Linked DNA regions of Homo sapiens: region 1 is linked to region 2. Evidence: chromatin contacts called from ENCODE Hi-C or POLR2A ChIA-PET data. All regions are on one chromosome and are shown on one strand. The core of a region is the stretch at or near the end of the contact, and the rest is flanking DNA. Distances in the headings are between cores, read along the strand shown. Region 1 holds the start of CRYBB3 (crystallin beta B3). Region 2 overlaps KIAA1671.

Region 1 (3,395 bases), core at 142-2,641, 69 kb after region 2:
TCTTGCTCTGTTGCCCAGGCTGGAGTGCAGTGGTGCGATCTCAGCTCACTGCAAGCTCTGCCTCCTGGGTTCACACCATTCTCCTGCCTCAGCCTCCCATGTAGCTGGGACTACAGGCACCCGCCACCACACCTGGCTAATTTTTTGTGTTTTTAGTAGAGACAGGGTTTCACCGTGTTAGCCAGGATGGTCTCGAGCTCCTGACTTCGTGATCCGCCTGCCTCGGCCTCCCAGAGTGTTGGGATTACAGGCGTGAGCCACCGCGCCCGGCCTGTAACTGGGTTTTATGCTGACTTGAGGATTTTAGCCAAAAACAAATACCAACAACAACAAAAGAAAACCTTGTTAACTCACTCCTTTGCTCCAATATAATTTTATTCATAAAATAATCACTTATTAGATATTGATTACAGGCAAAATTATACTTTGTTAGACACTTAAAAAATTCCTGGAAGCTGGGTGCAGTGGCACGTGCCTGTAGTTCCGGTTATTCAGGACACTGAGGAGAAAGGATTGCTTGAGCCCAGGAGTTTGAGTCCAGCCTGGGCAATGTAGCAACAACCTATCTCTAAAAAATAAAATAAAAATACCTGGATCTACCTTTTTTCTTTGGTCATAAATAAGTTGACTGTGATGGTCACTTTTATTTCTATTGAGGCTAAGATCCCAGGTCCTGGAGCAGGCCAGCCCCTTCTCTCTGCTGTGTGATTCTGAGTAAATGGGTTCACCTCTCTGAACTCAGTTTCTCCATGTATAAAGTGGAATCAGAATTCCTCCCCTAAGGATGGCTGGATGAGAATTCCATACAATGCTTGTGAAGCTGGCACAATGCCTTGCGTGTAGTAGGTGTTCAAGAAATGGTAGCTATTATTCGTGCGTGTCTTCTACATGAAGAAAGTCAGTCTGTGAGTTCTGTGACGGCATCCTATGGAAACGGTTGGGTGGATTTGCGCCCAAGTTGGAGAGTATGGTTAGCGTGATCTGACTTAAAACTTAGGCCACATGGCACATGGAAACTGGAGAGTGTCTGGGGTCCCTCACTTTAAGAACTAGAATTTTTCCAAAGGTTGCGTGTGACTCAATAGGAAATGGTGACCCCAAGAAACCAAAGAAAGGGAGTTGGTGGTTGTGGGGAGACACGGGAGAGCTGCACACCGTGCCCCTTGCCTGGCGCTGCTGGGCTTCCCACAAAGCCAGTGAGGTTCATCTGTCCCCAGGAAGTCATCAGAGACGGTGGCTGAGGAGACAGGCACTGGGGGCCTCCGTGGACCCGCTATTGGAGTGAAGTGGCCTGGATGGAATTGGGTGGACAGGGTGCTGCCTCAGCAGGCTGGGATGTGCTGGGCTGTCAGAAAGTGCTCATAAATAGCATGCCCCTTGCGAAGACAGGCGAGTCTGCAGACGGCCGTGGCTCCTCTGTTCTTCCCGAGGCTACAGCAACAGGTTCATTCTGGGATGGGTTGGGGGTGGGGAGGCAAAAGCCACCCTGGCAGGCCCGGACCTTTTGTAGTTTCTGTGGGACGCGCATGGCTGACCGCCTGCAAAGAAAAACAGCGCCTCCCTTAAGGGTCAGGTCCCAGTGAGAGGACCCTGACAGCCCAGCTGGGGGTGGAACGAGGGACCCTTGTCTGCAGTGGCCAGGGTCCAAGCCCCTGGACATGTGCTTAGGGCAGGGGACCTTCCAAAACAGCTCCTCTGAGGGAGGGGAGTGGGCACACATGGTACCTGCCAAGTCCCCCGAGAGTCCCCTGTGAGCTGGACCAAGCCCTGTTTCCTGCTGAGGCTAGGAGAGACAGAACCGACAGCCCGCAGGCTGTGCATGGTTAGGCCCACATCCAGAGTATGTGGGCTGTGCAGCTGTGCATGCTGGGGTGGCCGTGCTGGGAGCCGTGGGTGGGTAACAGTTGGATGTGGGGTGTAGATGTAGGTGCCTTGTTTACCACTGTGGATGTCTGAAATGGGCAGGGATGTGTGTGTGTGAGGAGAGAGAGAGAGAGAGAGAAAGAAGCTGTCCTGTGAGCCCATGGGTGAAATATAACTGATAGTGACCATAGAAACTTTTGCGAGTGTGTGCACCTATGTGTGTGTGCTGACAAACAGAACAGTCCTGTGTGTGTCCATGGGTGCAACAATGATGAGAATCCTTCCATGTGACTGCGGCAGGGGCCTGTATTGCGTGTCACTGTCCCTGTAGCAATGAAGAACTGTCGGTGTCTGGGTCTTGAAGTGGCTGGTACACAGTCGTGTTCAATAAATGCTTAAGGAATGAGTAACCGAACGCAGGGAAACTGACCTGGAGCAGGTGTCCAACGACCTGGTCTTACAAGCCTTTTCTCTAGAGGTCTGTCTGTCCACCTCCCGACATATGGGGTCTCCTGTCCCTCCTGGTCACCCAGCCCAGAGCCTGGCACTGTGTAGGTGCTCATGGAATATTTGTTGAATAAAGTAACCAGTGAACAAAAGAGTTCCTGGAGTACGGAGGTGGGAGAGACCCCTGTAGAGGAAACTCCCTGAAGCCCACCCTTTAGCCAGGTTCTGGGGGTGGGACATCTGCAGAGAGCTCTGAGAAACCTGGGTTTCGGGGAGCATCTGGATCAGGGGAAAAGGGCACGGGCTTTGGAGCCAGGCCCGACCCAGGCCACTTCCTCACTGTGTGCTTGAGGAAGTGGCCTCACTTTGCTGAGCCTCAGAGTTCCCCTCTGTACAATGGGGCTCCTGATCCCACTGTCTCAGTCCACGTGGCCCATGGCAGGTGCTCAATGGATGTTTGCTGAATGACTGAATGTCGATCATAAGTTACAGCCACGCCCCATGGGCAGCAAGGCTCTGTAGCTCATCCTGGACTCCAGTCACATCAACACCTGGCTTCTCCCGGGTGGATCCAGTGAACCATTTTCTTTTGGTTTGAAGCCAGAGGTGTTCCTGGGGAGATGGCGGAACAGCACGGAGCACCCGAACAGGCTGCAGCTGGCAAGAGCCATGGAGACCTTGGGGGCAGCTACAAGGTACTGGGCAGGGAGGGGGTCAGAGGGCCCAGGCTACTCCTGGGCCTCAGGGTCATCTTCCCAGCCAAGCAGCACCTCTGCAGGAAGGAAGAGCCATCCTTCCAACCACCCAGGCCAGGACAAAACGCTCCGGGTGGGTCCTCTCACTGCCACCCTCCCGTTAGAAACTTGCTTCATGACTTTGCTGCATCTTCCCTCGTCTGCAAAACAGAAATGGTCACCCACATCCTGCCTGCACCAATGGATCAGAGAGGCCCGGGGGTTTCTGGAAACGGCTCTGAGCTCTGACTCTCCTGTCTGACCTCAGCCTGGTGTCTTGCCCACTCTGGGGAAAAGGGCACAGGGTTTGGAGGCTCTCTGGGCCTCAACAGCCCCATGTTTGAAATGAGG
Region 2 (3,641 bases), core at 673-3,172:
TCCTTGGCTCATTTATGCAGCTAACCTACCCCTGTCAAGCACCTGCTGTGTGCCAGCTGCAGTACCGGGTGCATTTGCATACCTGATGTTGGACGTTACTTAACCCTCATAATCCTCCTGAGGATGGAGACCAAGGGAGGCAGCCGCACTTAGTGCCAGGGCCCTGGGTGCAGAGGCTGGGGTTCTCCCTGCTGTCTGTGCTCTGTCAGTCCTTTGAGCCAAGTCAGTGGTCCTTTGTTATGTTTCTCTCCCAAGCATGGAGTGCCATGAGGATGGTGGCGGCATGGTGGGCGGGGCGGTGGGGGGGCTCCCTATTTTGCAGAGTTAAAAAAAGACTAGTTAGTGCTAAAAGCACAGATTCTGGGCTGGGTATGTTGGCTCACGCCTGTAATCCCAGCACTTTGGGAGGCGGATCATGAGGTCAAGAGTTCGAGACCAGCCTGGCCAACATGGTGAAACCCCATCTCTACTAAAAATACAAAAATTAGCTGGGCATGGTGTCATGCACCTGTAATACCAGCTACTCGGAAGGCTGAGGCAGGCGAATCACTTGAACCCGGGAGGCAGAGGTTTCAGTGAGCCGAGATCGTACCATTGCACACCAGCCTGGGCAACAAGAGCAAGACTCCATCTGAAAAAAAAAAAAAACCCACAGATTCTGGAGCCAGAAGGCCTGGGTTTGAATCACAGCTTTTCCCAGCTTTGCAATCTACCAGCATGTGACTTAAGCAGCTTGCTTGATGGCATTTGTGCTTCAGTTTCCTCCTCCTTTCTTTTCTCTTTTCCTTTTTTTTTTTTTTTTGAGACAGGGTCTTGCCCTGTTCCCCAGGCTGGAGTGCAGTGGCATGATCTTAGCTCACTTACTTCAGGCTAGAACTCCTGGGTTCAAGGACTCTTCCTGCCTCAGCCTCCCAAGTAGCTATGATTATAGGTGCAGGTTACCATGCCCAACAATTTCCCTAGCTCTAAAATGGAGAAAATAACAATATGTTATGGACATGTTGTGAAGAATACATCTGTTGACGTATACAATGCTCATAGAACAGTGCCTGGCACATAGTTGGCTCTAAAAGTGCTTATTAACAGACAGGGTGCAGTGGCCCATGCCTGTCATCCCAGCACTTTGGGAGGCTGAGGCAGGACGTTCGCTTGAGCCCAGGAGTTTGAGACCAGCCTGGGCAACGGAGTGAGATGTCAGCTCTATAAAAATTTTTTTAAATAAATAAGCAATTATTATCAATATGATTATATTTACTGCTATCTTATAAGAATATTATAAATAAATACATAAACTGTTATACATAAATATTTTGGAGGTATGATTTACATACAGCAAAAGGTATATATCATAAAGGTATAGCTTGAGTTTTGACAAATGCACATACCCGTGTAAGTCACACCCTGTTAAGATCTAGGACATTCTCATCTCCCAGAGAAAGTTCCCTTAGCCCCTTTCCACTTAGTCCCTGCTTTTCTGGCTCTCAATAGACATTTCTTGAATGAATGAGTAGGTTAAAGAATGTGTACTGAGAATCCATCGTATTTGATCCCAAACCTCTTCATGCCAATTGTACTACTTGTAATCGTCATTACATAACCCGATTAGCTGTTATATAAATGTATGAGATACAACTGCAAAGAGAAAGAGATTTGTCATACTCTGAAAACTTAATTAAACACTTTGAAAAGATTCCATACAGGCAAATTGCTAAAAAAAGAAGTCCCATCCTGTGAGGGGCGGGGGACACTGTCAAAGACAAGGGTGAGGAATCGTAAACATCTAGATGAGTTCTACACTCCCTGCTTCCTTGGTGTCTGGGCCTCCACTCGGAGCTGTGCCTTTCCCGGCACCTGCAGCACAGGTGACCCAGCCTCTGGGTGGAGAGCTCCTCTCCCCACTGCCCTCGAAGCCTGTCCCTCCTGGGGAAATAGCACAGCTTAGAGGCTTAGAGTCCCATGCCTGAATGTCAGGGGCAAGGCATGGGTGACCAGGAAGACAGAGGTAAGATTCCAGGGCCCCACCTCCCATAACTTACCCACCACACCCCAAACCAAGGTTGCTCCTTGAGGTTTTTAATATATTGGACTAATATGATTTTGCTTAAAGAGATTTTTTTTCTAAAGCTCAAAAATGGAAAAGAAAGTAGAAAACCAGTGATGTGGTGCTGGTCACCACCCCCAGTCAGAAATGAGGAGACTTTCAAACAGGGTGGGGGCCTTGCCCAGTGACACACAGGGATTGCTCTGGAAGAGACTGGGCTTCCAACTCAGAGTTCTTAGCATTTCGTATGGTGATTTCCATGCAGTGATGAGGAGGGTGCCATCTGGGTGTTTTCCAGCCCTGGAGAGCTGAGGCCATGCTCAGGGAACACACCTACAGCCTGCGAAGGTCCCTTTTCCCTCCCTGCCCCCATGGTACCCTCTGCAGAACTGGAGTTTTGCACAGGTTTGGGGCTTAGGATGCACAAAGTGCCCGGCACGTGCCTGGTACCTCTTCAGCTCACAGGTAGTGCCCACACCCATGGGCCTAGCAAGGTCCCTGCTGCTTCTAAGGGGACTAGGGTCTTTGGCTCAGGTTTTCTCCCTCTGGGGCCTGGCAGGTGGCACGGGGCTGCTCATCCCTGAGGGAAAGTTAGGGATGAAGTCACCCTTCAGGTCCCTGGCCTGGTCAGGCGCACAGGCCATTTGCATGGGCTCAGGCTGATGTCACCCTGGGAAGCCATTCAACACTGGGGGCCACCTTCAGCCCTGGCTGCCCGCCTGCCTGTTGCATGTGTCCTGTTTTGTTTGTCGTGTGGGGCAGGGTCAGGGAGGAGCCCTGTGGTGGAGACAGTTTTCTGTGCTGTCTGAGAACAGGGTGATGCCATCCTTCTTCTCACTGAAGCATCTCAGGTTGGGAGCAGGCTGGTTCCCTGTTCAGATCCCAGCTCTGCCATCTGCCGGCTGGGTGGCTGTGGGCAGGTTACTTTGCCCCTTGGTGCCTCACTGTCTTCCCCTCTGAAGGGGATGGCCGGGGCATAACCGCATAGAGTTGTAAGATTGACACGAGTTGATGGGTGTGAAACTCTTTAGCGCAGCATTGGCCATTAGGAACACCTGTTAGCCATTGTTGTTGTGATTATGGTGGTGGTGATGGCTGTGGTAATTGTCTGGGAGATGTTTATGAGTGCTGTTATATTATTCCCAGAATTGATTGAAGTCACACTTTTCAAAGAAAACAGACACATTTGTCCCTTCTTGGATCCCCACTTGTTTTAAATCAATGCAACTTAACAAGACACATATAATCTGTAAGCAGGGGCTTGCATTGTTTCCAAAACCTTTACTAAAGCTCTCACTCACCCTTCCAGTTTGCAAACTATTGTTAGAGAACGGAGGTTCTCAAACAATGCAAGTACCCAGGCCCCACCTCCTAGACATCTGACATAATTGGTCTGAGATGCAGTCCAGGCGGTTGGAGTTTTAAAAGCTCCTAGGTGATTCTAAGGTGCAGCCAGGGCTGAGACCCACTGGGGTCAGGGGGCATAGCAGAAAGAACACAGGCTGTGCAGTAAGAAAAACCCCAGATCAAATCCCAGATCTGCCAGTTACCTCCTGAGCGACCCGGGGGCAAGTTTCTGCCCCTCTCGGAGCCTCGGTTT

What was found. Hi-C counts contacts between places; a loop is a spot of excess contacts on that map. ChIA-PET counts read pairs that join two places held with the same protein, here RNA polymerase II (POLR2A). Pooled maps may share reads with other maps.
Region 1: a loop to region 2 is called in a map of CD4-positive, alpha-beta memory T cell, with 15 times the contacts of the local background. The contact joins the promoter of CRYBB3 here to the enhancer-like site in region 2. A Hi-C loop is called at or near these places in 2 of 168 maps with a recorded cell type or tissue (CD4-positive, alpha-beta memory T cell and endothelial cell of umbilical vein) and 9 of 50 pooled maps. POLR2A ChIA-PET finds 5 or more read pairs at or near these places in 1 of 52 experiments (activated naive CD4-positive, alpha-beta T cell).

Annotation. Positions count from the first base shown.
Region 1 is chr22:25,198,467-25,201,861 of GRCh38, forward strand. It overlaps CRYBB3 (crystallin beta B3), which reads left to right and starts at 1,392. Exons shown (of 6, transcript NM_004076.5): 1 at 1,392-1,443; 2 at 2,911-3,005. The coding sequence starts at 2,931.
Region 2 is chr22:25,128,874-25,132,514 of GRCh38, forward strand. All of the region lies in intron 6 of KIAA1671, which reads left to right. Among named protein-coding and RNA genes, the nearest start is that of KIAA1671-AS1, 18 kb to the left of the region's middle. Within about 2 kb of position 1,923, at least 7 of the 41 ENCODE cell types and tissues checked have a DNase peak (open chromatin) inside an H3K27ac peak, as active enhancers do.